2 separate regions of the Mus musculus genome follow, and region 2 is linked to region 1. The links are chromatin loops, found by intact Hi-C in ENCODE. Cell type or tissue: gastrocnemius. All regions are shown on one strand. Links, peaks and the distances in the headings refer to the core of each region. The heading gives the core; the rest is flanking DNA. Region 1 holds the start of Casz1 (castor zinc finger 1). Region 2 holds the start of Gm32897 (a long non-coding RNA gene).

The links. A loop is a pair of places that touch in the nucleus more often than their neighbours do. Peaks named below come from ENCODE experiments on the same cell type or tissue, not always from the same donor. Only the 100,000 strongest peaks of a DNase experiment are listed, where the experiment ranks them.
Region 2: a loop joins it to region 1, with 11 times the contacts of the local background. A loop is called at or near these places in 11 of 42 quality-filtered maps.

Annotation. Positions count from the first base shown.
Region 1 is chr4:148,795,776-148,811,398 of GRCm38, reverse strand. Casz1 (castor zinc finger 1) reads right to left here and starts at 7,007. Exons shown (of 21, transcript NM_001159344.1): 1 at 6,885-7,007. In gastrocnemius, for the core only: CTCF peaks have their summits at 4,396 (motif pointing left) and 7,244; DNase peaks (open chromatin) are centred at 4,393, 5,238, 6,471 and 7,049; H3K4me3 peaks cover 3,626 bases; H3K27ac peaks cover 5,016 bases.
Region 2 is chr4:148,746,027-148,761,649 of GRCm38, reverse strand. It overlaps Gm32897 (a long non-coding RNA gene), which reads left to right and starts at 14,255. Exons shown (of 3, transcript XR_390956.2): 1 at 14,255-14,275; 2 at 14,634-14,795. In gastrocnemius, for the core only: a CTCF peak has its summit at 9,950; no DNase peak of the experiment used is centred there; H3K4me3 peaks cover 1,797 bases; H3K27ac peaks cover 4,800 bases.

The sequences.
Region 1 (15,623 bases), core at 4,080-12,079:
CCCCCCCCCACACACACACACACACTTGCTTTTCTTTCTCTACATGTCTTCTCCACAGAAGACACACAAGACAAATCCGGACTAAAGTTAGGGGGTGGGGGTGGGGGATCCGAGCAACCTGGACGAAGGGCACTTGAGGATTCATGCGCTTTAGTTCATCTTTCTCTGGCTTCTCTCTAGTTGTCTACAATTATTATGATTTTAGAGGAATCTCTCTTAGGGCAGGCCACCCCTCACTCTGCTGGACTTTGGACAGGAGTAGGGGGCAGCTGGCCTGCAAAAACCTCGTTAACATTCAGTTCTTAAACGGTTGATTAATCTTCGCAAAATTTACGGCAGGCTTTAGTCGCACCCCCCCCCCAGACCCCCTGCAAGCTGTGGCCTCAGAACCAAAGCAACTCAACTTGGTGAACTTGAGGGGGTAACGAGACGGGGGCTGTCTCTCTGCCTCCAGTGGACCCTTGCCACTGGAACCACAGGCAGCCGGGTGACAGATGGAAGGCACACAGATGACACTACCCAGGCTGTAGACAGACCTGATCTCTGAAGACCAGAGGGGAGATCCAGGGCAGCCAGGGCCATGCCTAACTTTTAGCTACTCGGGGGGTTTCATGTGAAGTGGAGGAAGGCAGCAGCCAGTGGGGCAGAGAAGCAACCAAGCAGAGTTCAGAGCTGGCAAGGACACGGAGCCTTGCGCCCAGGAAACACACTCGAATCCCGGGCAGAGGGACTGACTGGCCTTATCGGTCTGCCGGGCTGCCCTTCAGAGAAAAGGAAGAGCAGATCCTAATGAAATTACAGTTTTTAAAATGTCTATAAATTAAATCTATCTCCCTCTCCCTGTGCCTCAGCCCCAGCTCCTCTAGCAAGGCCTGTTTGCCTCAGCCCGCTCCCTCTGCTCATGCCTGTTTCTCTGATATAGACATCAAGAGGTTACGGGCTCAATTATAGCTCTACTGGAGTCCCCGCATCAGACTTGCCTTCTCTTCTTCTTCTTCAGAAGCCAGATGCCAAATAAATCTCTCTTCTTTAGATTTTTATTGTCAATGCCAAAAGCTAAAGACCCTTCCCATCGACTCCCAGTCTTTCTGCACTAGTTCAGAAGGAGGCAAATGTTCTTTAGAATGTGTCTGAGGACAACACAAACGTCTCCCTCTCCGTCCCCCCACCCCCACCCCCCACCCCCGCTTCTGAAGGGCACACGCAAAACCTTGGCTCTCTATGAAATCTTTAAAAGAGGTGGGGAAGCCGGTGTCAGTGTGCTTAATGTTAGTGGGGAGGGCGAAAGAGCAGCTGGCACGTAGAAAACCTAACACATTTCTAAAGTTAAAAGCTGACATCATAAGGCTTCTCTCTAGCAGAGGAAGGTCCATTTAAAACCGGCAGAATATACAAGGTGACTGATGAAGAAAGAGAAAGGACGGTCTCCACCTTCCTCACACTGTCACAGTGTGCCTTAGGGAGCTTTGTCATCAGGCAATCACACGCTGAAAGGGCCCTCTCCCCCCACCAAGGAAAACAAAGTTACTGTATCTGAGTTCCAATCAGTCAGAGCTGTTGATTCCTGAGAAGGAACCAGCTTCAAGTTGGAAGTCTAAAGGAGAAAGAAAGAAAGAGGGGGAGGTGGGGGGGGGCGAGAAAGAAAAACCCAAACTCTACCATCATGTTGGAAAAATAACCAGAAAAGATTCCAAAACCTACTTTTACAGTAAAAAAGTGCTTAAGAGAAAGTGCTTAAGAGTGCCAGAGGATGCTGAAGGTGGACAGGAAGAGAAAACTTGGTCCTTCTAATTAGCCAGACTGAGGGAAAAAAAGAAGGCAGCTAGCCCGGTGTGAGCACATCACTACCAAGTCATTAATTCTTTCCTGTAAACAATTTAATTAAATTTTGCTAAATACAGGAAAAAATACTCATTTTGGACTGCTATCCCCCCCCCCAAGCCTCAAAAGCAAATGTCCTCAGCCCCCACCCCCAGTGCTCACACCTCCAGGCCTCCCTGTGTACAACCTTCAGGAGGCTGCCAGCCCACGCAGGGATTGCTCTACGCAGGGGTGGGAGATGGCAGTGCCCAGGTCTGAAGCTGACATTTCAGCTTCTAAAGGAAAAAAGCTGAGCAAAATAAACTGTTGACTTTTTAGCTAAAAGTATTTTCTTGTTCTAACTCATGTTCTTATGTTACTGAGCTTTAAAAAAAAAAAAGAAAAAAGAAAAAAAGACAAACAAGAGAGAGGAGAGAGAGAGAGAGAGAGAGAGAGAGAGAGAGAGATGACTTTCCTTGAATGATCTGTTTAACCTAAGCCAGAGGAAAAAAAAGAAAGTCATTAATTACTTATGTGAGCTATTGCTTCAGAAAGACAATAAACCTGCCCGGTCGCCATGGATATGACATATTTGCTCTGAAAACAACACAATAATTAGCAAAGGGGAAAGATACAAGGAGAATATGCAAACTCCTGAGTTTAAAGCCACAGTGCTCTTTTTACCCCTAAGCCTCTGCTCTGTTTGCAATCCAAATCAAACAAAAATTTAAAATATAGCAAAGAGGGAAATAGCAGGGTTGGCTTCCCCCTCCCCTCTCCCGTGAGCTGAAAAGCAACAAGGGCTCCACCCGCCTGCAAAATAAGACTTGGGGGGGGGGGCATGTATTGCTTGTTTGTTTTCTCCTAGCAGGGGTAAAGTCTTGGTGTTTTTTTTTTTTTTTTTTAAGTGAGCTCTTATTTAGTATTGGGCCTTCTGGCCAGATATAAATTTATTTATGAAAGTCAAATGCCCTGTGTGTGGTTCATGCCCCCCCCCAAAGTAAATGGAAATGTAAGGGGGGGCTGCAGTTGAAAAAGCTAACCAGCCTATTCCAAAAGCACAAACTCTGTAGGGGACCTCCATTCCCCCTACCTCCAAGAAAATGGAGCCTGGGTCTTATTTTAATATTAAAAATGCATTAAATGGTTTTACCTACAACTTAGTCCCTAAGGATCATTACGAAATGCAATCGCTTTGTATCATATCTGTCAGCGTGATAAATATTGGAGCTAGAGAAGGTTTGCATTTTTTTTTCAGGATGTCACCAATCAAGATGGTTTTTTTTTCTGCCTTATTTTCTTAATTCACTGACTCCCCCTAACCATGACCACCACACACACACACACACACACACACACACACACACACCCTAAACTGAGAAGGAGAAAAAGTTGATATACTTTTAAACACCAACCACAGGTCAGTAATACTCTCAAAAAGCAAGAAAAAAGCTAGGAGTTAAAATTTTGGGGTGACAACTTCCCAAAAGAGGGAAAATTGCAGTATCCTATTAGCTTTGACTGAAAACCTTTTCCTTCTTCCCAGAGGCGAAATTCCCAAAAACAGATGGTCAGGATCTCAAAGAAAGTAAATATACCTCAACCCCCACAGGCAGAGAAATCTAACTTTGAACTTCTTTTTAAATTAAGGGGGGGGCAAGATAAACTATTAATAAGAATGAGAGATGGGTTGCGTTTTGTTTTTCTTATTCAAAAAAAATCATTAAGCACAAGGGGAGCAGATATAAAGGGGGAGGCGCCTATGTAACAGACTTTCCTATTTTTTTAAACAATAGTTTTTTTTTTTTCAGATTGGCCCCTTTGATCTTGAAAGAATTTTGCTCTTCTATGATGGGGGGGGGGAGGGCTCGGTGGTGAGATGATCCTGCTTTAAATGGTGACGCAACTTGGGGATCAAAGCCTTCTCTTTCTGTTAGCCATAATAAGCTGTACTTGCCACGAAGCGGGAGTCCCCCGGGCTCCTTTCCTTCGTCAGAAGGAAATAAAATGAGTTGATACTCAGAGCAAGACACGAAGGTGCAAAGTCTAAAAACAAAATAAAACAAAAAGGGCAAGGCGGAGGGGAAGAGGGAGGCACTGGCTCTTTAAACGTTTTAGTGCATATGGAGTTTGATTTCTGAAAGAGATCAGTTTAACATCTCCATAGAAACCAGCAACAGATTATCATCAACAGAATAAATAACTAGTCTAATAAATTAAACAGGAGGCATAAGATCGCTGGAAACCTGATTACTGAAGTTCAACAATATTCCCCATAAACCCTCGTTAACCGCCTCTAAGGTGGCTAACAAGATGGGGTGAGGGGGTGTCTTTCGGATACGCTAGGTTCCGTGAAGACTGACGCTGGACGCTGCCAGAGGTGGAAGAAAATTCCCCTTCTCGGTCCAGGAAAGGGTCTGGGAGTTGCAGTGAGGGGCGAAGCACAAAAAGCCAAAGTTTGGGAAGTGTGAAAGTGGTTCCAATTGCGCGATACAGTGCGGGGTGCAAGGACCGCCCGGGACGCACCGCTCGGCCGCCACTGGGGCTCAAGCTAAGAGCTTTGCGCTTGGGCGCGGATCTGCCCAGCGCCCCCTCCGGGCACGTGGAGTGCAGTCAGGGCGCAGCCCCGGGGGACCAACTATCCCCCGCCCCACGCCTGGCGCAGCTGCTCCTGCTCAGCCGGGACAGCTCCCTTTAGCATGGCGGCGTGTGTGTGTGTGTGTGTGTGTGTGTGTGTGTGTGTGTGTGTGTGTGTGTGTGTGTGTGTGTGTGTGTGTGTACGCGCGCGCGCTCTGGGCGGGGGGGGGGGGGTGGTCACCAACGTTACCAGACGATCTGTTTTCCAGTTCCCTTGTGCGCTCTCACCGCGCGCCCATACCAGCTTGGAGGCGGCCTAAATTTACCAACTTTGTCCGGAGACTACTTTACCCCATCCCACCCCCAACCTCTGTGACTGTATTAAGCGTTAGCTGGACAGATACACACACCGAGGGCCGCGCCCCCCACACTCCTTTGGAGAAGCGACGTACACGCTCAGTCTCCCCAACATTCTGCCAGGTTTAGGGGAGCTCCAGCTCGGAGGAGGGGTATTATCCCTGCTGGAACACATCTTCCACCCAGGCATCTACATCTTCACCCTTCCCAGCGTGACTGGATGGAGGTCCTCGCCGCACCCAGGCCGGCTTCGCAAGCCGAAGCTGAATCTGGAGAAACTTGTCTGCGGGGAGAAGCGGTCCCTGGCCTCACTCCTCTCCTCCCCCAGCTCGGGGACCCCGGTCGGGGAAGACTTGGAAGAAGAATCTGTGCCCACCCCCTAGAGAAAAATCTATTATTATGATCTTAATCTACGCCCCCAAAGTGTCCCTCCCGCTGTGATTGACGGCGCATACACCTGTTCCCCTCTCAGAGTAGAGTCCAAACGCTGGGGACAGACATTCGCTCAACCGCTTCTCGGCCGCCCAGCGCCCGCCCGCGCCCGGGCACCCCCGCCCGCAGCCCCAGTGCTCCCCTGGTCGAATCTCTCCACCCTAGGAGGCCGCCCCCTCCCCTCCCAGGCCTTGCTCCCCGGCTTCTCCCGCTCCGGGTCGCGCTGGCTTCGAAAAGAGAGAGAAAGAACAGAAAGCAAAACTTCCTGGCGGCCGACGGTCATCAGCTGCACATTCTGCAAATGCCACCGAGTAAAAATAAACCGGCCGCCGCTCCGCCCGGCCGGCTCACCCCGGGCGCACGACTCAGCCCCCTGTCCCGGGAGGTCCACGGCTGAGGGTCTGTCTGGCAGGGTCCCCTGATTCCCGCGCACCCCTCAGAGTCCCACTCCGTCAGTTACCACTTGACGCTCCTGTATAGTGAAGGTCGACCCAAGAGTCCTGGTGGCCCAGTCATCTCCCCTTCACTGTCCCCTGTGCCCCTACATGCTCCTGTCCTCTGCCAGGAGCCGATTTCAGCCCCATGTCCTCTCCACACGCTAAACCCCCGAGGTCCTCCTCAGCCCACCTAGGGTCACAGACCCCGTCCAATCCTCTCCTATCCCTAGAGAGAGCCCCCACCTCCGGCGCCGGAGCTCACCGCTCCACCCGCAATCGGGCCTGCCAACCCAGCGTCCCAAGTCCCCGGGCGCAACTTCTCTCTCCGCGCACACAGTAGCCGCCACAACTCCCCCGGAACTTTTCCCCAGATCCAGGGCGAGCTTCAGCCGACAGCAGAGCGGTCGGAGCCAGTACCCAGCGTTGCGAGCCGGAGCCCGGGGGGGGACTCGGGGGTAGGGGGAAAGAGTAAGAAGCGCCACTTGCCGCGCTTGGAGCGGCGCACTTGAGATAAACTTCCCAGGCACAGATAGAAAAGGGGGCGCCGCTCCCCAGATCCCAGAACCCTCTTGCCTTCATTTTCCCACCCGGAGCTCCCCTTGGCACCCTGCGCCTACGCGAACACTGCCTACCTCTGCTGGCAGAACATACACCCCGGTGTCGGGGCACAAGAGCCGGCTAGAGGAGATCCCCACCCACCCCTTCCCTTGGGCAAAGTCTTGCAAAGTCACCCCAGGAGCCCCTCACCCCTGCCTCCTTCTCTCCTCCAGACAGCTCACGACCCCCCTGCAGCAGGAGGGGGCGTGGGAGAAGGAACGATCACCCAGTATTGGCAAGCACCTGCGCCCCCAGCCCACTGCGCGGAAAGCGCCCCCACCCTAGTTGCAAAGTCCTGTACTCGTGCCTGGCACCTCCCCCTCTTCTCCCCTACCCCGCCGACCCCTCAGTTGGAGTAAGTGACCCCCAGGAGCTGCAGCCCTCCCTCCACTGGAGCGGCTCGCCGGGCATTCCCCTGGTCACTGCGGGCGCCGCGCCGCCCCGCGCCGGGGTGCCAGCCCTCTGTGCCCCCTACCTCCCGTACAGCCGGAGTTGGGTGGCAGCCGCCGCTCGCAGGCTGGCTGGCTCGGTCGTTCGCTCGTTCGCCCGCTCCCAGCTGCAAGCGGCAACCCCGGGGGTAGTGAACTGCACCGGGACAAGGGTGAAACCTGGAGGCGCCCCAATAGGCCCGCAGAGGTGGAGGGCTTGAAGGGGCCGCGGTGGAAGGAGCGCCGAGTCTCTTACCTGCACTTGGGGCGGCTTTGGGTGACTTTCCAAGTCCGGGGAAAAATGTGTGTGTGTTTGGGATGGAGCGCCGCGGGCGCGCATGCGCGACCGAAGTTGCCGGATCCCGGATTTTTCGCTCCCAGTCTCCGCTCTCGCCCGCTGTGATTATGGAATTCTCCGCGGCCGAACGGGCGAGTGGGTGGCATGCAAAACCCGGGCCGGATCGCGGGGCTGGGCTCCGCTCCACCCTCACACCCCCAGACCTTCCCCTCTAGCATTCTTCCCACCCACCGCCAAGGCTGGGCTCCGCGTGCGCGCGCGGCGAGATCGGCCAGCGAAGCAGAATCAGAGCGCGCTGCTCCCTTGTGCGGTTCCGGAAGGTTTCTACACCCTCTGAATGGAGTTGAGACTGGGACAGAAGAAAGGGACAAGGGTGCGTTACTTTCCAGCTATTCTGAACCCTTTGACACCCCGAGTTTGGTTCCCACTTTTTCAATGAAAATTGGCTCTCTTTTTTGCAAGCCAGACTGTTAGAAGAGTCGAATGAAATCTTCCCTGTTTGATATTTTCTTTGCTCTTACTCTCTGCAAAGGGGAGTTTTCATTCAGCCCCTTATGCAAGAAATAAATCCTTAAGTGAGCAAGACAGGCCACGCAGAACAACCTTACTCTATGCGTGGGAGGAGGGCAAATCATGTGCATTAAAACGAGAATGCTGCAAAGTGAAAGATCCACGGAGAAAGCAGAGTGTCTTGGGGGAGACGATCCCTTGGCCTGGAGATGGGAGGTGACAGCCGTTTTCATCTCCCCTGAAGGACACTTTGCATCCTTGCAATACCCTAGCAGGGCCTCTTAGCTGTCTACGCGGGTCACCGGTCCTCTGGCCCTAACACCTGGTCCTTCCTCTCCCAGTCAGGCTACCACACCCCAGCATAGACTCAGCGATGATACCCATTTTGTTCCTACTGCAGAATTCAGGATGGAAATTCAGGAAGTGAGACCAAAAAAAAAAAAAAAAAAAAATCAAAGGCGAAGGACCCCCAGGCAAGATGAGTTAGAAACTGACCGCTGTAATAGGCAAATTATTAATTGCATAAATAAGCAAAAGTGCAAAGCATAATCCAACTTCGAGGTGCACTTTACACAGTGAGTTCTGCTCAGAGAAAATGCCGCCCACAATGCCCAGCCCTGCTGGGGACTGGGGCCTACTGGAAAGCTTTTGCTCTGCTTCATGACCCTACTGTCTTGCCTGGCCAGCGCTAGGACAGTCGCCTGCTGGGATGTGTTCCCTGCCCTGCTGTGAGCTCAAAGTTCATTGGTCCAGAGGCAAATGACCAGAGTCTGAGGCTCTCTGGCCCTGAGGTGGTAGAGTTCCTAAATAAAACCTCTGGGTCAGTGCTGTGAGGTGTCACACACTCCTCAGATGCTATGGTAAGTGACAGCTGTGTCACACTTGTAGGAAAATAAACTGGAGCAAAACAAAAACATACACAACAACAACAACAAATCCAGACCTCACTACTCAGATTTGACAGCCCACGAAGAGCAGATTTGGGGGTTTGGACAACCCCAAATCCACCAGTTCATCTTGGTCTCTTCCCTCCTTATTCCAAGAATTAACAGAAGTCATCTGCAGCCGCAACAGACTGTGGCCTACGTCTCCCCTTCCATCTCCCATCCTTAGCTCCCAGGCTTCAGACTCATCCAAGTATTTCTGAGATACTTGAACCTGGTGACTCAGGAGAACACATGCCCTCCCCACCCCAATGCCCCCCTCCCCCAGAGATCTCAAGCTCAATCCTGCCAGCCCACACGGAGAGAAACTGAGTCACTGTCATCCGAGAGGTGACAAAGTAGGCCTGCTCACCACTGCAGCAGCAGCCAACAACTTGAGCTACAGGGACAGACCACCAGCCACTCACCAACTGGGTGACCTTGAATGAGACATTTGACCTCTGTACCTCAGTTATCCCAACAGAGAAATGGGGCTGATAACAGTATTGCTGTCTGGGAGCGTTGCAAGACTAACGTAGGTTAATGCAGGAAAAGGGCTTGGGCCAAGATATTGATCTGTAAGTGCCAGTAACTGTCCTTGTTCCTGGGGACATCCAGTACCCCTCCTTCCTTCAAGTCCTCTCCCCATCCCTTCTTGTCCTCTGTCTAGTTTCCTTTTGTTATGTTTATTTGGAGTAATCCTTTGCTCATTCATTCACTGAGTATGTATTTTCTAAGCCCAACACTCCACAGTGGGAGACAGAACTGAATTAGACAATGAACAAGGCCTGGCCAGGAAGGGGATGGTGACAGATTTCTTTCTACATCATTATCAGACCCACCTCCATTCCTAGTATTAGGCTCAACCCCTTTTCCCACTAGAATTGTCCATACCACATACACATATTCCATTCCACCTTCCCCTCAACATCACAAGCCTATCTCTCCCACTAAATGTTCATTAACCCACTTATTCTTCACTCCACTTTTGTTCTCAGGAGCTCTACAACCCTCTCCTAATGGGTTCCTCAATGGGAACCTTGCCCGTGTGAGTGACTAACGTCTTAGACAGGCTGAAGGGCAGAGAAGGCTCCTGTTGGACCCCAACATCTTCCCACGCCTAACTCAACAGAGGGGAAAAAAAAATATATATATATATATATGGCTAGGGGACTTCCATTCACCAGGTCCTGTCATTTCCTCCTGCCATAGTTCTTGGCCTTTCTCTGTTACTTTATCCTGTTTGTGGATATACAATGAGTTTGCTTGTACATTGATTGATTCCTGTTTCCTTTCTGGCTGCCCCTGCTGGAGTGGAAGCATCCTGCAAACAGGGACATGGTGGCTCTTGGTGTCCCGGGTACCTATGACAGTGCTTGGACTATAATAAGCCCTCACTGGAATCAAGGTGTCTTGAAGTGTCTACCCTAGGGAAGAATGGCCAGAAAGAGCCCAGACAAGTGACAATTGACTTAGTACAGCCTAGGAGACACCAGGTAGATGAGTGATCTTACCTGGGTTTCTACTCTCTGGCATTTTGCTGGGTCCTGGGGTGGGGGTTGGGGGGGGAGGATGGAGGTGTCTCTAGAGGCTTGTATCTTAGCAGAGAAAGGTAGACAGTCTCCTGCCTCTGTGTGGAATGCTTGTAGTCGAGAGCCTATCTCATTTCTAAGTCTCTAGGGAGACGTCCCCCATACACACACTGCCCCCACTGAATGCAGACAGTGTCGTTATCTCTGGAGCTCAGGAGCCAAATACTGTGTCTGAATAATTGATTATGAAACAAACAAATTTAAGCCAGCCTCTATTGCTATGATTAGGAAAGCCTTGGAAGATACCCCAGCTTAGCTCGCCTCCTGGTTTTTTGGTTCCTAATCCTCCTTAAGGACTGAAAGCAAAACCTGACCTTACATCAGTAGCCCGTGTTTATGGAATGGTTACTATGTATGTGTCACGGAGCACTTGGGTTGGCTCAGCCTCCCCACACAACATCAGGAAGAGGTAGTTACACTGATGAACATAATACCCATTATACAGATGGGGATGCAAAGAACAACTTCCCCAAGACTGAGGTAGACAGTCTGAGTCCCTCAGGACCAGCTACACTGGCAACAAGAGCATCAGAAGGAGATGAAGCTAGGTATGAGGATGTACTGGACGAGAAGAACATGGCCGTCTCTCCATGTGTGCTTCAATTGTTTATGTGCCCTGGTTGGTCTGTATTTCTCTTTTACCCTAGGCTGGCCTTGAACTCAAGATCCTTTTGATTCAGCCTCCCAAGTTCTAGGGTCAGGGTGTGCACTGCCAGATCTGGCTCCTTTACATCCTGTCACAATCTAAATAACAAACAAACCCCCTAAACTATGACAAAGTATTTTCTACACAGCAGGCAGTCAATAAAAAGGGGGGAGTCATATCATATTTTTGTTCCCCATTTTGCCTGGGCTATTCTATGCCTCGAGGTTCTCCTCGGGTAGGGGTTAGTTTGGGGGTTCGTTGTGTCTCAAGGAGCTGCTGTCCCAGTAGGTACTCAATAGACGCCTAGTGACTAAATAAACAAGTGTCAGAGACAATGATTATGGTGATTAAAGGGCGAGTTGTAATTAAAAATAAAAAGAGCTGAGTTCATTCATTTTATTTACGAATGTCTCTCTTGGGAGTGTCCCGGGGAGGCAAGGCAGGGAGAGGGGCTTTTTCCTAAACTCTGAGTTCAGATCTTAGATCCCATCCACAAGTCCCTCCGCCCCAGTACACTCTCATTCCTTTGGCGAAGTCCACAATTATTTGTCTCGTATTATGTACACAACATATATTTGTTATAGAAAATTCAGAAAACACAAACAAAGAGAAAATGTAATTTTCTTTTAGTGTGTACCAGGCTGGCCTAGAATTCCTTAAATAGCTGAAAATGACCTTCCACGGGCTCCACCTCCCAGATACAGGGATTACAGGCGTGTGCCATGCCCTGCTTATGTGATGCAGGGAGCTCAGCATTACCTAGTGAGCTACAACCCCAGCCCCTTTAATCCCACTAACCATGACTAATCACCTTGAAGATTTTTAATGTTCTTAAATTTTTATTTTGTTTTTTTCCCTCATCTTCTTCCACAAAATCAGAACCACACAGAACATATTAGACAATTTTTTCTTAGCCTGCCACACGTATGTAACATGTATTTTTTTTACATGCTTAGATATTCTTTTACAATGTGACTTTTAATGACTGTACAACGGCGTTAGATGATAATTTACTCAAACAATCCTTCACTATTGAACACTTTGGACCCATAACTTGTTCCCAATTCTTTTCATTATTATAAATAACCCTAATGAATATCCTTGTCCATAAATAACCACATGAATTCTTTAAAGTGGATTTGCTGAGTTAAAGAGCATGCATACATTTCAGAGCTTTCGAGACCCATCGCCAGACTGCCCCCTCAGGGAGGGGAGGGCGTCGGGAAGCTGCCCTCCCTCCGGGAGGCTCTACCAGCCCACCACCACCTCACTCTCTCCAACCTTCAATGTTCTCTCTCTTTTTAACCCCTGCTAATTTAATGGGTGAAGGAGCCTGTGATTCCAGTCATGAATCCTTATTAGAACCAAGCTGGCCGCATGCAGGGGCTGTTTCAAGGTTCACACGGCCTTGCTGAGCTCCTCAGCCTCAGCAGAGATGGGAGAAGGACTTCCGAACTGGAACAGAATGTGGGGTCCTACTTCTCCTCTTCGAACCGGAGCCAGCACCCCAGACTCTGGGCCAATATGCTCATCCCACAGGAGGTGGGGGCATAGGGCTGAGCCTGTCTGCTCAGCCCAGGGGGTGGGGATGGAGGCTAGGGGAGAATAGGGTGGGTCAATCTTTCAGCCTCAACTGACTTGGGCTCCCTCTTCCTCCTACAGATAGATCTACTTGTACCTTCCAGAAGCCTCTTGACAGAAAATCCTTAGGGATTTTTATGCCATAAATACTACCTGTTTTCCTGAGCTCAAGAGCCACTGGGTACTGGCTTTCAGTTTCCCTGCCAGACTCTCAGCTCCAAGCAAGGCGCTGGGTGTTTTTCTCGCTAGCTGCTGAGAGTTTCTCCTCCCTTCTTGCTTTGTTCTCACTAACAGCCGGTTTGGTTTTGTTGTTGTTGTTTGGTTTGGGGGATTTTTTGTTTTTTTTTTTTGGTTTTCTGTTTTGTTTTTGGTATTTGTGTTTACCCCTGCCTGGTCAGGAGAAGAGCCCCAGGTGACTCATATTTTCTTGTAGGAATAGTCTCTGGCCCCATTCTCTCTCGTCTCTACCACATTTCCTCGCGGCTTTAGCATCTTCCACACTATCTACCAGAGGAAGAGAAGTATCAAACTTCAAAAAAAAAGGGGTTTGGGGAGAGAGTTCAGTGCGGACAGTTTTGGGGGGAAAGGTTTAAATATAAAGAACCTGCAAACAGTGAGCACACAGTCACACTGTGAGAGTCAGGTATTGGGGTGTGGAATGGCCTCTAAGATGTAAGGGGAACCCACCTCAGCTACCTCCGCAGCTTGCCTGGGCGTGGGGTGTCCGCAGAGGGCGTCTTAGGCAGACGGTTGGATAGGGCAAGTGTTTTCTGGTGAGGCTGTGGGGTCTCTTATTGTCTTCAGTTAGGATTGAACTGGGGGCCTTGTGCGGAATAATCAAATATCCTTCCACCAAGCTACACCCCAGATCTGCTTAAGGTACCCAACTCTCTTGAATTTTTTGATCCCCCTGCCTCAGCTTCCTGAGCAGCTAAGATTACAGACAGGTCTGCATTCCCAGGCCAGGCCCCTGTTGTCCCTTTAAAGAAGGTTTGGAGGTACGGCTGTGCCCTGTAGCCTGGCAGGCACTTGAGTTGGCAGCAGATACCTGAATACACAAAGGGACAGCCAGGTGAGGGGCAGGGCCGCCTGCTGACATCACCTCTTACCCAAAGACTCATGGGCCAACACCTTAGCCACTCCCACGCCTGCCAGGGCGGGGTAGGCCTGGCACCAGGGCCTGTTGAACAAGATAAACCTCAAGATTGAAAAGTCAGAGGGACCTGCCTCCCCTCTCCTGAGTTGCCCTTCTAGTAAGAACCATGCTTCCCATGGCTGGCTGTCCCCTGCTACATAGCACATGTCCCCATCTTTGACCCTTAGCATTTTTCTTTCCTCCCAGGTCTCTGCCCAACTGAAATCAGCTCCAACTTCCGTAAGCACAGCCCCTGCCTCTTCCATCCTGGGAGGTCGATCCTGCCTGAGGTTGGCATAGCAGGGCACAGGCGAGGGAAACTCGCCCTACCACTCCAGAAGTAGCCATGCTTCTACCCGATAGAACCTGTGGAGGTGGCACCGAGTCCCACAGAGGGCAGGGCCGGCCAGGGAGGCAGGAAATGGCTGTTTTGCTGATGAAGTGCCTCGTGTCACATGGCAGGAGTGCCAGGTAGTTGAGTGTGGGTGGGGAGGACCTCCCAGCTCTGCTGGCCTGACTTGGATGTATGCAGAGGCTCTGCCTACCTCTCCAGCCTCACCTTCTACCCCTTTGCTACTCTCTGCTCCAGCCAGGCAGAACTACATAGAACAAGTTCAAGGCCAGCCTGGGCTACAGGAGACCCTGTCTAGAACAACGAACAAGATCAGAACAAGAGGAGTGGTCTGCTCTCGGGAGCCCTCCTCGATGTGGTCCTGCCCAGGGCTGAGCTAGGTACCTCAACACATGCTGCTCCAGCTCTCCATTATTTATCCCATCTCAGTACATGGTCATGGTCTTCTACCTGCACCCTGCTCAAATTAAACTGTGCTTATGTGTGTGTGTGCATGTGTGTGCGTAAGTGTATGAGTGTGTGTGTTTTAAAATAATCTGTGTATCAGAGCATGGGTTTTATATATAATTTGGTCACATGGGTTCAAACTCTCAGCTCAACCCTCTGCTATGTGACCTTGAGCCTTTCTCTGCCTCAACGTCCCCATTTGTGACACACCAGCAGATCTGCCTCCCAACATTGTGGGAAGAATTCATACAGAACCCATCCTGGATTTGTACTCAGTAGCTGTTTTATCATTTCCAGCCCCCTGCAGAATGCTCAGAAAATGTCAAGTGAGCAAGTCACGATTGTTTGACAGGCAGGTATGCACTCTCCTGTGTGTGTGTGTGTGTGTGTGTGTGTGTGTGTGTGTGTGTGTGTGTGTGTGTAGATGCTTGGCAGACACCATGTATATGGGTAGGATGGGGTGGGACTGTGGGGGTGGAAAGCATGGTCTGTGCGAGGACTCAGCTCCTGTCCACATGTGTGTCCACTATGAGAGGTAATGGCTTGGTTATTTATGGCCAGGGCTTAAGGAAAGGAAAAAAAAAAGACAAACCAGTGTTCAGTAATGACAAAGTAATTACCTTTTTATTATTTTTTCAATAGAATTCAGAGGGAGTGTGGGCCTTGGCTGCAGAGACTATGTAGCCTGACTTCCTGGTGTTTTTCCTGCCCCCATTCCCATTTCCCCAGCAGGGCAGACGTGTTGGACAGTGCTAAACATAGCTCCTTGACATGGAGGAGTTGGAGACTGGAGAACAAGGCCACCTAGCTAGCGAAACAGAGCCATGGAGTCGTTCTGTGCTGCCCACAGAGACAAGCCAGACCCAGAACCAGGAGCCAGGAGAGCAGTCCAGAGATGGAAACTGAGGCCCAGAGCATGAGGCTGCCAATGCTCCTGTGACCGTGCAGGGAGTGGTGGTGGTGTGGGAGCAGAGCCCATTCTTCTGACCCAGACAGCGTTGCCTCCTACAGAATGGCTTACTTGAAAGTGGGGGGGGGGGCGGTGGTATATGTGGTCCCTAGATACCCTCAGCTCAGATTTCTTCTTGGAGGGCTTTGTCTTGCTAGAAGGTGGTCTGATTGTTGAAGACATAAATTCAGAGCAGCAGGCCTCCAGTGTTGCTCCAACAGGCTGTGCTCCAACTGAAACTGACTAGCTAGCCCTTGGCCATCTGAAAGTAGCCTTTTCCACAGAGCTGTGAAGGGAGCAAAGGTCAGCATTAGCTTCTCATCTTTGAGTCTCTACCTCTCGTCCACATATCCTCCCATTCGTCCCATCCATCCTTCCCAGCTTTCGTCCATGCATCCAAGCTGCCATGCATTCATCAATGCAACCTTTTATCCACCTACCCATCTATTCAATAATCGATCTATCTGTCCATTCCCTCTTCCACACATCCATTTTCTCATCCATTCTTCCAAGTATTCATGCCTCTGACACCTGTCCATCTGTCTATTCACACACTCTCGGA
Region 2 (15,623 bases), core at 3,592-11,591, 49 kb after region 1:
CCACCTTCCTGACTATGAAGGGCACGATGCTGGTGTCCTTGTCTGCTAGCCCGACCGACCATTTGTGACATTTCTGGGTCTGTTTTTATTGATCCATTTTTCTCCTAGATATGGGTCATTTTTTCCTCCTTTGCTTGCCTGGTAACTTTTATTGGATTTAGGACATTTTTTAAAAATAAACTTTTCATTCTGGAATAATTTTAAATTTACAGAAAAGTTTCAAAAATAGAACGGATAATGCCCACACCCCCATTCCGTGCTCCCACTACTAATACCACATGCCACCATGTAGCACTGTCAAAACTCCAGAATCTGGCATTGACATGTCGCTGTAAACTAGCTCCAGACTGGGGGGGAGTAGTCAGTTTCATTCACTTCTTCTTCCTAGCCCAGGATCTAATGTAGAACATCACATTGCATTTAGTTGTCATGGCTCCCCAGAGTCTCCTGGTCTGTGACAATGTCTTCACTCTCTTCTCATTGTTCATGACTGAACTGGTTTTTATTGTCAACACAAGCTAGAATTACCTGGGAGAAGAAAATCTCAATTGAGCAATTGCCAAGGTCAGATTGACCTGTGGTCCATGTGTGTGGGAGATCATCTTGATTATTAATTGATGCAGGAGAGCCCAGCCCACTGTGGGCAGCACCATCCCTAGGCAGGCAGTCTCGGGCTATATAAGAAAGCTCGCTAGGCTGGTTGTGATGGTTCAGACCTCTCTAATCCCAACATCAGGGAGGCTGAGGAAGATCGACCTCTATGAATTTGAGACCAGCCTGGTCTATATAAAAAGTTTCAAGCCATCCAGGGTTACACAATGAAACCTATATCAAAAAAAAATGGAAGGAGGGAGGGAGGGAGGGAGGGAGGGAGGGAGGGAGAGACAGAGAGACAGACAGAGAGACAGAGAGAGACAGAGACAGAGAGAAGCTAAGCATGAGCCAGAGAACAAGCCTGCCTCTGGTTCCTGCCTTGAGTTTCTGCCTGACTTCCCTCGGGGAAAGATTATGACTTGGAAGTGTAAACCAAATACATTCTTTCTCCCCAAGTTGCTTTTGGCCTGGGTGTTTATGACCTTGCCATTCTTTAGGCGTCTTGGCCAGATATCCTAGAGCACGTTCCCCATCTGGGTTTGGCTGTTGTCTCGGATCACAACGGATTTAGGCGTTAGAGAAAAGAGAACCACAAAGGTGAATGTCCCTCACAGAATCCTGGTGGCTTCACCAGTGAAATGGGCCCCGTGGCTTGGTTGCTATGCTAGCTGCTGGCTTTCTCCATTAGCAATAGCAAAATGGCTGTCTTCCCTTTCACTTCCTCTTCTTTGGAAGCAGGTCGCAGAGCATAGTTCACACCCAAGGGCTCATGGACTAAACTCCACCTCTCTATGCTGTCTCCACACGCATTGCTGGAAATTATTTCCAAGGAAAGATTCACCTCTTCTCCTCTATTCATTTCACTGTGTGGTCTATGGATTGACACTTTGTGTCAGGTCCCTCTGTCCCAGGATCTAACCCAGCACATCACACTGAGCCTGGAATCCCGGACCCCACTCAAGGGGTAGAGGTGGAGGATCTGGAGTTCAAGGTCAGCCTAGGCTATATAGCTAGTTGGAGGCCTGGTCTTCATAAGATTCTGTCTTCCAAGACAAAACCAGACAGGCAGTGGTGACGCTGGCCTTTAATCCCAGCACTCAGGAGGCAGAGGCAGGCAGATTTGTGAGTTTGAGGCCAGCCTGGTCTACAGAGTGAGTTCCAGGACATGTCTGGTATTTGAAGAGTAAGAAAGTAAACATGGCCTGGCCAGTGTGGCCGGTCCAGAGGCAGAGCTAAGCAGTGTTCTACATGCCCAGTGTATTGGTCTTAAGGCTCTGACAACAGTGCCAGACAGGAGCTACTTAAAGAAGGGAGGGTTGCTCCAAGCTCACAGTTTGTGGACACACAGTCCATGATGCCAGGAAAGCATTGTTGTGTTTATAAAAAGATAAGGGGAGAAGGAATATGTTTGGTGAAGGTATAGTCAGGTGTGGGGGAAGGGGGTGCCTCGGTAGGCCCATGTTGAGGCATCCCTTCCCCCTGAGGAACCAGCCACATATAGTATAGTATAGTATGGTATGGTATGGTATCTCATATATATATATATACATATATATATATATATATACATATATATATATATGTATATATATATATATATAGTAGCGTTTATTCAGGGCATGGGGAGGGGAGTTGAGAGGGTAGAGACAACGAAAGGGAGAGAGAGAGAGAGGGAGAGAGAGAGAGAGAGAGAGAGAGAGAGAGAGAGAGAGAGGAGGGGGAGGAAGAGAAGAGAAGAGAAGAGAAGAGAAGAGAAGAGAAGAGAAGAGAAGAGAAGAGAAGAGAAGAGAAGAGAAGAGAAGAGACTGAAATGAGTGCATGGAGGGGGGAGGGGAGCGAATGGGGAGAGAGGGGGGAAGAGGCGAGAGGACACAGCTGAAGCTAGAAGGCAAGAGAGTAAGGGAGAGAAGATGGGGCACGGCCCCTTTTATAGTGAGTCAGGCAAACCTGGCTGTTGTCAGGCAACTGTGGGGCGGGGCTTAGACAAAATGCTAACAGATTTGGCAACAGGAGCTTAGGGCAGCTGGTCACATGACATCTGCAGTGAGGAAGTAAAGAGGGATGCTGGGATACAGCTCACTTTCTCTCTCTCCTTTTTTTTTTTCAGTCCAGGACCCAAGACTACAGAATGGTGCCACCCACAGTTGGGGTTGGTCTTTCTACCTCAATTAACCTAAACTTCCTACCTCAGGCTAGACACCCCTTCACAGACATGTTCCCAGAGCTTCGTCTCCAAGGTGATTCTAGATATTGTCAAGTGGATAATATTAACTACCAAACTCAGTAAATAGAGCAGAGCAAAACGAGGACACTGTACAGTTGCTGCGGCTGCGGCTGCTGCTGCACGCAGCTCCTGGAGGCAAACGCTATCACCAACAGCATATAACCAAACAACATAGCTGTGTTCTAATAAAACTTTATTCATAGATTTGGGAATTGGGGTTTCATATCATTTTTATAGACCACAAAATAATTTTTAACTGTTTTGTTGTTGTTGTTTGGTTTTTTTTTGAGACAGGGTTTCTTTGTGTAGCTCTGGCTGTCCCTGGAAGTCTCTCTATAGAACAGGCTGACCTCAGGCTCAGAGATCTACCTATCTATCTCTGCTTTCTAAGTGCTGAGATTAAAGGTGTGCACCACCACCGCCCACCTTACAAAATGATTTTAAGATTTGTTTTTAAGTGTGTGTGTGGGGGGGCATGGGCATGCAGTACCCATGGAAGCCAGAAAAGTCCTCCTAGAACTGCCAAATCCCCTTGAACTAGCTGTTCTAACTAACTGTTATGGACAGTTGTGAGCTGTCTGGTGTGGGTACTGGGAACCAGACTCCGGTCCTCTCTAAGAGCAGTACATGCTGTTAACCACACAGATACACACACACACACACACACACACACACACACACACACACACACACATGTGCACGCGCACACACACACACACAGGCTGGTATATACACACACACAGAGACACACGTGCACACACACACACATACACAGACTGCACCCACACAGGCTGGTATACACACACATACACACAGGCTGGTATACACACACACACACACACACACACACACACACACAGGCTGGTATATATATATATACACACACACAGATAGACACACGTGCACACAGAGACACATACCGAAATACACATATGCACATACATACACACACATACACACCCCCATTTACACACACATGGACATACACACTCACATGCACACACATATATTCATACATAGGTACATATAAGCACATAGATACATAGACATGTACATAAGATGAAATACTTCATGTTACAGTTAGTGACAGGCTTCTCTTCAGTCTACCACCTGCCAGAGTGAGGTCCCAATCCTTGAAACAACATTTGACACAAAGAGGGTGACTAGCAAGATAGAGAGAGAGATAGACCTATATACATAAGTACACACATGTACATAAATTCACACATACATATATACACGCATACATTCACATGTATGTAATATTACATCACACACACACACACACACACACACACACACACACACACACACACACACGATACTTAGCTGACCCTGTAAGTCCCTGAGCACTCATGACTTTGGTACAGCTGGGTTCAAATCCCCACTCACCCATTCCCCTTTCTTTGGGCCTTGGTTTCCACTCAGGGCAACAGAGGGTGTCTTTTGGTCATTATTGTAGGCTATTTGGTGAAGAGAGCCGGGCAGTGGCCGGCTCCAGTGAGCCAAGGCTAAGAGGCAGCAGGGACACCTTCAGAGCTCTGAGCGCAGTGCTAGGCATGCAGCCAGAATGCATCATGGTTGTCACTATTTTGTTCTGTTGGCCCTCAAGGCTCAGACCCACATAGGTGTGAAAGTGTGGTGCTGTTTGTGAGTCCCCAGCAACAGTAAAAGTAAAAGGATGTGTGTGCATGCATGTGCATGTACATGTGTGTATGCGTATGCCTGTCTGTGCATGCCTGTCTGAACATGCCTGTTTGTGCATGCATGTACACTCAAGCTTGCTATGGAACATGTGTTAGAAGTCACAGGACAACTTATTAGAGTCAATTCTCTCCTCCCACCATGTTTGCCCACCCTCTTCTCCCCATGTATTGAGCCTGCTGGCCAAAATCATCAGACTTGGAGGCAAGTCCCTCTACTGACTGAACTATCTTGCTGGTCCCCAACCTTGGTTCTTTTTGAGACAAGTTCTCCTATTGGCCTAGGGGTCCCTGTTATATTAGACTGGCTGGCCTGCAAGACCCAGGAATCCTCCTGTCACTGCCTCCTCAGCTCTGAGTACCAGGGGAACACTACCACACCAGCCTTTTCACACAGGCTCTGGGACTCAAACTCAGGTCCTAATATTGCACAGTGAACATTTTACTGTCTAAGCTACTCCCTGCCTCTGTGGACCCTATTTTAATGGTATCACCAACAATAATTCTATAGATTTGTGTTGAACCCAGGGGCACACATGTGCGTGCACAAACTCTCTCTCTCTCTCTCTCTCTCTCTCTCTCTCTCTCTCTCTCTCTCTCTCTCTCTCTCTCTCTCTCTCTCTCTCTCTCCATTCTACCTCTGAGTTACATTCCTAACTTGAATTTGTATTTTTACAAATCCAGGGTTTGGTGAGATGGCTCAATGGTTAAGAACACTGGTTGTTCTTTCAGAAGACTCAGGCTCAGTTCCCAGCACCCACATGGCAATTCACAGCCATCTGTAACTCCAGTTACAAAGGGTCTGACGCTCCCTGCTGGCCTCCTCAGGCACTATACACACATGGTATACAGACTTATACAAAGGCAACATACTTCCCATGCACAAAATGAAACTAATTTTTACAAGGAAGAGGACTTAAGATGCATTAGCCACAAGGCTATTATCTTTCCAATGTCAAACAGTCTATCACCAACCTAAACTGGCAGCTGAGCCAGGTTCATCCTTCCTGTCTCCTTTCTCCTCTGGGACCCAGCCTGTGGCTGCCAGAGAGTGACAGTTCTGGAGAGCCTCAGGGGCAACAAAGGGCCCCTGAATCAGCCAGTACTGACAATAAATCAACACATCTGGCATTTTCTGGGCACCCTATAACCAACCCAGGCTCTGCTGGGTACCTGAAGCTAGAGGTCAAAGGAGGTTCCTGACCATGGCAAGTTCAAGATCTCTCTCTATGTGGCAAGAGAGGTTACTGCAAATGCTGGAACCTTGAGATTGCTAAGGCACCCAGAGAGGATGGGTGACTATCTGGAAACCAGCACCACTCCAGAGCCAGCTCTAATCATAACATTTGAATGGCAGAAGGATCATGAGATTGGAGCCAGCCTGAGCTACTCAGAGATTCTGGGAGAGAAATGAGAACATCAAGAAAGGGGTGTGGGAGGGTTTGAAAGGGAGGGAGAAATAGGCACATGCCTTTAATCCCAGCCCGCAGGGGGAAGAAGCAGATGGATCTCTGGGTTCGAGGCCAGCCTGGTCTACATAGTGAGTTTCAAGACAGCAAGGGCTACACAGGGACACCCTGTCTCAAACAAACAAACAAACAAACAACAAAACAAAAACCAGAAAACCCACCTTGTTTTGTTTTGTCTTTTTTTTTTTAAACAAAATATTCTTTTAAAAAGGAGATGAGGCTGGAGAAATGGCTTGGTGGTTAAGAGCACTGGCTGCTCTTCTAGAGGTCCTGAGTTCAATTCCCAGCAACCACATGGTGGCTCATGACCATCTATAATGGGATCCGATGACCTCTCCTGGTGTGTCTGAAGACAGCTATTGTGTACTTAGATACAATAATAAATTAATCTTTTTTAAAAATGAGGAGGAGGGGACAGACCCCCTCAGTTCTCAGATGCCTCTGCCACTGTCAGAACCCAAGGCTTTGCATTGCTGTGGCTCATGTCCACTTGGAGACAAAGAGAATATGGGCTCCATATTCATCTTCTGCAGGCCACCCTAGCACAGGCTAGGGGCTGGACAAGTGACAGTCACCACAGCCACCACCATGGTCTCCACCTCCATCATCCCGACCATCACCTGCCGCCATTACTGTCCTTGCCACCACCACGGACACTGTAATTTCTGTCGTAATCACCGCCATCACAATCCCCACTCCATGATGTCAAACATCGTGATAATCACAACCCTCGCCGCCATCAATAGGCTGACTTCACAAATGTTATCACAAACCCACCATCATCATCACAACCACCACCACCACCATCATTATCACTGTTATCATCAGCATCCACATCACCACATGCCACGATCATATCCAGGTCTGTCATCATCACCTCTCCGGATTTTTTCCCTTCCTCTTTCCCAGTCATCACCATCACCACCATCACCACCACCATCACCATCATCACCATCACCACCATCACCACCATCATCACCATCATCACCTTCTCCTTCAACAGCACAATCCGATGTTTTCTTTCAAGCCTGACTCCCAAATCTAAGCCAGAGCTGCTGTCAGGGCAGGAGGGCTCCACTGTAGGGTATTGAGGCCCTGCTTTCAGATGCGCTCAGTGAAGCCCTGAGCAGCAACCAGGCCAGAAAATCTTCCATGTCCCCAGGGGCTGTGTTTGCCTCTGCTCTCTTACCCAGTCAGGTCCTTTGCCTGGAATGTGTCACCTCTGTGAGATGATTCAGTCTGAGATCCAGCTCCCTCTGGAAGCTCCAGGCCCTAGTTTAGGGAGTCTGTTCTGTTCCTGGGACCAGCCCTGCGCACTTAGGCTACGAGCCCTGGCACACAGGGTGCGTGTATCTTCCAGTTTGTACTCTGCTCTCTCTCTCACACACACACACACACACACACACACACACACACACACACACACACACACGCGCGCACCCACACAAACACACTCACACATATGAACACACATGCACACGCACAGTCACACAAACACACTCACACACATGCACACACACACAGTAACAGTCACACACAATCACACACAGGTGCGAGCAAGCACACAGGCACAGGCACACGCACACTGTGTTTCTTCAGGGCAGGCTGAGCCCTCAGTCTTTTGTCCCTAGCACGGGGTGTGGCTCAGGAGTTTCCAGACGTGTCTGACAAATGAGTGAACTAGAGCTGAATGTGTGTGTGTGTGTGTGTGTGTGTGTGTGTGTGTGTGTGTGTGTGTGTGTCCAGAGGGAGGAAGCAGTTGGGGGAACAGGATGGGGTCTCTGTGGGAATTCCCTTGAGTGAAGCCTGACTCCCATACACTCCATTAGCCAAGGAATACCAGAGCATTTGGGGGAAGTGCAGTCAGGGGTCATCCAGCCTCTAGCCTGGCCTTCTCCTCTGGGACCCCCAATCTGGGGAAGGTAGAGGAGTAGGTGGGCCATTATCCCTCTGGGCCTTGTACCCGTGGCCCCCACTGGGCCCGTTACTCCTTTTAGACAGACTGCATGTGGCCCCCACTGAGCCTGTTACCCCTTTAAGACAGGCCGCGCAGCTCCCCTTCGCTTGGTGAAACTGTTCAGTTTTCGGACAGGACAGAGGAGGGGGGTGGGGGGAGGGCACACCTGTTGTGGAACTTGAGAGAAGACTTATTTATAAATGTTCAGGGCTCGGGATTCTTGCAGAGCTGATGTCCGGAGGGGAAGGTCACCAAAATGCTTGTTTATAAAAGCAACAGCAACTGGGAACACCATAAACGGGCTAAACGATGAAATTAACAAGCCATCTGAGGCGGGGCACAGCGGGGCACGGCTGCAACTGCACTGGCCAGGGTGCCGCCACTGGCCAGAGCCCCAGGCCTGCCTCCAAGCCAGATCCCTCCCCACCCCAGCTGCCCTGCCTGCCCCTCAAACCCCAGCGAGCCCCGGTGCCACCCCCTGCCCCATGCCTCTCCCTGTCCCTGGCACAAACTGTTCCTTTATTACCACCGAGTGGCCACTGCTTTGTCCCCTCATGGCCCCCAAATGTACCAAGTTAATGCTAGATCGGGGGTGTGATTTAATTTTAGCTCTGAGAGGCCAGACCTGACTCTCCAGGCTGCCCAGGGAGAGCCTGGGGGGCTCCTGGAAGCCCCACAAAGCAGGCATCCCCACCCCCACACACACCTCCTCCCAGGACTCTCTGTCCAATTCCTAGTTTCAGGAAAGCTGTGTCTTCCTTGGGTGACTGATGGCTGAACAGGTGGCTTCTGGGTAGAGCGTGTCAAGTGAACAGCAGCGAGAAGTGGCCCTTTTATGGCTCACTTTCCCTGCCTGCCTGGCCTTGGCCTTGGCCTTGGCCGCTCACAGCTCTGGGAGCGCCCCACCCCACCGCACCCCATCAGGGCCAACGTTGTGCTGCCCACCAGCAGACCCCACACCAGCTTGCACCCCAGCATTAGAAGACTGTAAGCAATCATGGGGGACATGGGAACTGAGCCCCGCCCTCCTCCACACTCCGACACAATGCACACACTGCACGAGTGTTCACAGGCATAAGGAAAGAATCGCATGAAGAGAGGTCCTGTTCTAGATGCCTCTGCCTCTCAAGCTTCTGCCTATATTAACAAGCATCAGCCAAACTACATTTGATGAAGTCTTACGGCCAATGATACAGTTTACAGCCCTGCCCCCGGCCACATTCTCTCCCTCTCTCATCTCAGGCATGTGTGTAGATGAGATGTCTCCATCCACGCCAGCATCTATCTCCATGTGCCCCGTACTCTGAGAGTGCTCTTAGCATCTTCCTCCTTTGTCTTCCTCCTCTTCCTCCTTCTCTTCCTCCTCCCCTTCCTTCTCCTCCTCTTCCTCCTCCCCTTCCTCCTCCTCTTCCTCCTCCCCTTCCTCCTCCTCTTCCTCCTCCCCTTCCTCCTCTTCCTCCTCCTCTTCCTCCTCCCCTTCCTCCTCCTCTTCCTCCTCCCCTTCCTCCTCCTCTTCCTCCTCCTCTTCCTCCTCCCCTTCCTCTTCTTCCTCCTCCTCTTCCTTCTCCCCTTCCTCCTCCTCTTCCTCCTCCCCTTCCTCCTCCCCTTCCTCCTCTTCCTCCTCCCCTTCCTCCTCTTCCTCCTCCTCCCCTTCCTCCTCCTCTTCCTCCTCCTCTTCCTCCTCCTCCCCTTCCTCCTCCCCTTCCTCCTCCTCTTCCTCCTCCTCTTCTTCCTCCTCCTCTTCCTCCTCCTCCTCCTCCCTTTTTCTGGACCAGTCACTGTCTTTCACAGTTCTCTTCCCCTCTTCTCTCCTCCTCCTCTCATGCACGGCTCCTCCCCCCCATTCCGCCCCTCCCCGCCCTCCCCCCACCTCTGTCACAGAACACCTTCAGCCAGCACATGGCTTCTGCACACTGGACAGCGTAAACGCCATCGTCAGGTCTATTTTTTTCCCTCTGCCTCACTGCTCCAAGTCCCTAAGGAGAATCTAGCTTCAGCGTGTCCCCCTGCTGTGGGCTCTTTGAGAGAAGCAGTCAGTACTCTTGATATCCTAGTCACCCTTGGGCCCTGGCTCAGAGGCCTCTTGCTGTGGGCCTCAACAAACTTCCTGGCCTTTCCTGGGTATGAGAGATTGTTGGGCCCTGGGTAAGAGATCTGGGTGACCTGGCAGTGGAGGGACCAGGGCTGCAGTAGAGGCACTGGCAATGCTGCCCTTGGCTCCTGTGACTGCGCACAGGAGGTCACGGCTCCCTTAAAATGCTTTGGCTTCAGGTATAAGGATGGAGGCTTCGGAGACAAGAGAAGCCCTGGGAACCCAGAACAGCCCCTGTTGGAAATCACCCTCCGCCCACCTCATACTCAGAAGGAATCCTACCCTCTTTCCAGCAGCAGCGCTTGAATTTACAGGTTCCTCCCTATGACTACGTTAGAACAAGACACTGAGACAGACTGGGCAAGTGTGTAAATAACAGGAGTAGTGGTCCTCACACCAGGACAGAAATCAGGTGGGCCCAAGAGTCTCAGCCCTGAGCCCCTCCCCCACGCGCCCTTGACCTCCACTTTCCTTCATGGGCCTCACTCCCTTGTTCACCTATTCATTCACTCATTAGGCCAATGTTTGTCCAGCACCTACTATGTGCCAGCACCAGGTACATTAATCCTACCATCTGAAAGGAAGGGAGCAGTCAACAAGAAAACTGTTTCCTTCCTAGCTAGGATGAGAGTTTAGTTGCTAGACTGCTGCCCAGGTAGACTGAGGCCTTCTGGAAGTGGGAAAAGGGGGAGAGGGGAAGAGACACTTGTGCCTCAAGTCCCTCCCTCATCCTGCAGGAGCGGGAATCCCTACTACCTCTGATCACAAGTTGGACAGATCTCTCTTGAAATAGTTGTGAGAAACTCCTCGGTCGCTTCCCTGGTTGGAAATAGTCTCTTGAAACACAGTGGCACGCCTCTACTTGTGACAGGACCATCCCTGGGGCAGAACCACCTCTGGGGCAAGAGCTAGAAAAAGAAAAAGAAAAAAAAAGACTGTGAAAAAAGACAGTGAAGACACTGAGGCTCAGAGAGGTTAAGAGGATTGTTGACTGTCACACAGCTTGAAGAGCCAGGCCCAGCGTTCCTAGGCCACCTGCCCACATGTCTACCCTCCCCCTTTCTCTTTTCTGTTGGAGCCATTTCTGGTTCCAGAGCAGAGGGAAACAGCCTGCAGCTAGATGGGACAGGTAGAACTAGTGGGAAAAGGTTTTGCCCCCCACTTTCTAGGGCATCTGTCCCCATCTAAGTCCCCTAGACTGGGGCCACTGACCCTCTGTCTTCCTTTCTCTTGAGGAACCACAGATGACACAGCTGGCTGTGATTCCAGGCCCCAGTGCCAGCCTGGTTCTCTCCCTCCAGGCACACTGGGAAGAGAACAAGGCTGGGTCTCTGGGCTCCAGCTTCCATTGTCTGCTCCAGACCCCATCAGTGTGAGTGCGCGCTGCAATTACCCATCAACTCCCCTGCCCCGGGCTGTCGTGGAGGCCCCGTCCCCAGTGATTTGGGGGGAAAGGGGTTATTACAACTTGCAAAACCTTAAATTAAGAATGAATAAGAGCAGCGTCGCATGCCACTTCTGAAAGGCTGCCAGCGGGGCTGGGGTGGTGACAGGCGTATTGTGCTCTGTGCTGTCGGAGGAGAAACTGATGGGGTGAAGACTGGAGGTGGAGGTGTCGGCAGCTACCTGTCCCGGTAGAGGCATGGCTACCTATGCAGGATTCTGCCTGCTGGGTGTGGCTAGTGAGACCCTAATTGTGGCTGTAGTCTGGGGGAGAAAGCACACATGGGACTTGATCTAGATTTGAGTGGAAAGGGTATGTGTGAGCCGAGGTCTCCCTGGGGAGCTCAAAGCAGAGCCTAGGGGCTGAGAAACAGCTCATCAGAAAGGAAAGAGATAAATAGTGGTCTGAGCAGAGGGACTGGGGTGTGCAAAGGTCCTGGGGTAGATGTTCATGGCATAAGGCTGGTAAAGGACAGAAAATAAGGCAAAAGGAGTAGGGGGAAGAGAGGAGGGTTGTAGGGTGGACAGTGGGTAGAGCCACTCTCTGGAAAATTCCCTTGTGAGGGATCTGGGATCTGAAGGATGCAGAACCCAGCCTCACGCATGCTAGAAGATCATGATAGACCAAGCTGTACTCCGGGCCATGTGCTTGCGTTAAACCTGGTCTCTTCGGTGTAGTTCAGGGGCACGGCCAGGACTGTCTAGGGCCTCCTAGAAACCCGAGCTGTGAGCCTGTGGAGGCGGCAGTTGTGTGGACCAGCAAGGGTGGGAGCAGTGGAGAGATGTGGTCAGTCACTGTGAGGCTGTGGGTAGAAGACAGGCTGGTGGCAAGAAAGCAAGCATGCAGCTTAGGGGAGCCCTTAGACCATGCTGGGAAATAAGGAGGTTCAGCTTTCTCTATCTATGTTTAAAATAGTAAGCCATGCCAGGAAGGATGCTTCCGGGGCTAGGCGACAAGGTACAAGGCTCCGATCTGTGGCCCCCCAGCCTGCTCATGGGCCTGTCCCCTGACATAGAAGCCACCGTTCTCTGGAGTCCAGGGCTAGCGTGTGAGAACAAGCAAGAACCGTGATGCCGATGTCCTTAGAGCTAGTACACCACGACTCAGACCCACTGCCCATCTCCAGGAAAGAACCATCGCAGCCCAGTGTAGCAGAACTCTCAGAACCTCGGGTCTGGCCTGCGCATGCTCTGTTGAGTAGGGAGCCGACCACTGGGAGCTCTGGCCTTTCTCTTTGGGCATAAGGTTGAAGGTGGAGGCTCAAAACCCTTTTGCATTCATAGCCCAAGCTTCTCTGATATCTCAGTGAGGGCCCTGGGCCTCCTACAACCAGATGCACCGGTAAGCCAGGCTCCTGGGACCTGTGCAGCCCTGGCTTCCATCTTTGCTCAGGTCTCTCAAGGTCCTTGACAGTGACATAATGGCAGGAGAAATCTGGGGCTCACAGGGGCAGAGTACAGCGAGGAGTTCCTTCAAAAGCCACGCGACCCCAGGCTGCAGGGAAGAAGGGAGACTCGGGCAAGACAGACAGAGAGAAACGGACACAGAGACAGAGAAGGAAGGATGGGGAAAGAGAAAGGGAGAGAGAGGGAGGGAGGGAGGGAGGGAGGGAGGGATACGAAGATGGAGGGAGGTAAGGGAAGAGAGAGAGAGAGAGAGAGAGAGAGAGAGAGAGAGAGAGAGAGAGAGAGAGAGAGAGGCATCCCCTTCCCAGGCCAGGAGCCCAGGGGCTGCTGTTCATATATCTGTCCCTGGAAAATGTATATGCAGCTTATGGAAAATATTAATAATGTGCCTTACACCAAACTGGCCCCCTTCCATAGTGCATGATCTAAAATTAAATCCATTTCAAATATACAGTAGATCGAGTCAAGCTAATATAAATGAAGCTTGATTAACGGGCAGTGCGCTGGCCTCCTCTGCAGGCATGAGGGGGCAGGGCTGGGACCACCTTAGCTCCTCTTCTCTGTAGCCCCCCAGATTCCCCATGGCCTCCCAGCTCCTCTTTACCTGAATACCTTCTCCCTCCTAACCTTAGAACAATCCTGTCATTTGTCCAAAGTGCAAAGTCAGGGGCCACTATTAGAGCGGCGCAGTTGAGCAAGACAGCTCAGCCCCTCAGGACAGAGTTGAGGCATAGAGTTTGTTACACACACACACACACACACACACACACACACACACACACACACACGTATGCATGCACACTAATATACACACATACACATACACACACATACACATATACACACATACACGTGCACACATGCACACACACATACACATATATACATACACACACATATGCATACTCACATACATACACACATACATACACACACATATATATATACATGCATACACACAGATACACGTATGCACACACACGTGCACGAACACACACATACACATATATACACATGCACACACATACATACACACACATACATACACACAATACACACATACATATACATACATGTATACACACACACCCCAGCACCTCGCCTTGCTCATCTGTTCTATAGGCAGACAGCAAGCCCTGCCTAGGGTTGTCTAAGTGTTAAGCGAGCTCGGGGTGCAGGTAAGGTAGTTCTTCATGTTAGTTACCCTCAGAGGCCAGCCCTCATCCCTTCCCAGGCCCCCAACCAGTGGGTAGAACAAGGGCCAGGCAGAATTCCTGCCACTGCAGGGATACACTTGGTGGGTTATTTTTAGAACATTGGCAAGAGTAACCCTGTTACTGACCAAATGTTCCCACATCAGGGACAGACGCTGCTAAGAGGGCACTTGTAAGCTGGACGTGAGGTGGGGAGGGGCGTTGGGGTCACACTGTCGGGGGCGGGGGTAGCTGTTGTTTTGTTTTGTTTTTTTACTTCTTTTTTGTCATTGTTGTCGTTTCTAAGATAGGGTCCCTGCAGTCCAGGCTGGCCTCAAACCCATTATGTAGCCCAGGCTGACCTTGAACTCCTGAACCTCTTGCCTCTACCTCCTAAATGCTTGGCTAATTGGCATGCGTCAGCATCCCCAGCTAGGAGCGTTCTTGAGGCACACACATCCAAGCACAGTGTATGTGGCAGAAGAGAGAGCGGAGGAAGTCCTGGGGAACAGGGTTCCTGCCCAGCCTTCCCCCTCTTCTCATCCTGGTAGGAGCTTGCTCTCGGGCTGCGTGTGGTCATAGAAGCAACAGCAATGTCACCCTTGGAGAGCCCTCAGGAAACACCGGCTTCCATTGGCTGAGTGTGAGCACACACGCGTGTGTGTATGCAGGCGCCTGTCTGTCATGGCCCTTCCTGTAATGTCCTATTCCAGGTACTGTACTCCTTACTGCTCGCCTGACCCCTCGGGCTCAGGTTTCTGGTTCTTTCAGCGAGTGGAGTGGCTTGTTCTGGTTTGCATTTGCGGCACTCCGGATCCATTGACCCTCCCCTATCTGGGAGCCCACCTTTTGTGCAGATCCATGAGAACCGTGGGTGTCTCATCTGTACATCCACTGGCCCCTTAGCGGGGTTTTGTCTTTTTTTTTCCTCCCGGAGGGTATGGAAGACAGAGAGCCCCGCAGGGTGGGAGGGAAGGCTGCTGGCTTTTTCCTTGTCATTGGCCATTTGCTGCCTGCTTCACCAGGCGTGTTTGGAGCGTGTTTGCATAAAGTGGACGCAGGCTGCAATTCCGTGATGAATTCTATGAATACTAATCTGCTACTACCCTTGACCTCGGGGTCACCGAAAGATCAAAACCAAACCATTTAATATTTTCCTTTTGCAGATCAATAGAAGCATAAATTCCCCCTCAATGACAAGTATAATTTCAAACAGATCTATAGGAGGCATGCACGCATTTCAGCCGGGGATGCTTGCTGGCTGCCTGTCTTGCCTTTTGGGGAGCAAGCAAGGAGTCCCGTTCTTCTTTTCCCATTGAGTTTTGTTTTGCCTTTTTTTTTTTTTTAATGGCTCTGAAATGCTATTTCCAGCAGCTGCTGTCATATAAATATCTCTTGTTTTTCTTCTCCTCTTTCCCTCCTGGTGAAAAGGGCAGGGGACCTATTGAAAATTCCGCTTTATCTCTTTCAGCCGGGTTCAAGTACAGGTCGAATAATCGATCCCCTCTCCTTTTCTTTTTTTGAGTTTCCTGTCGTTCTTT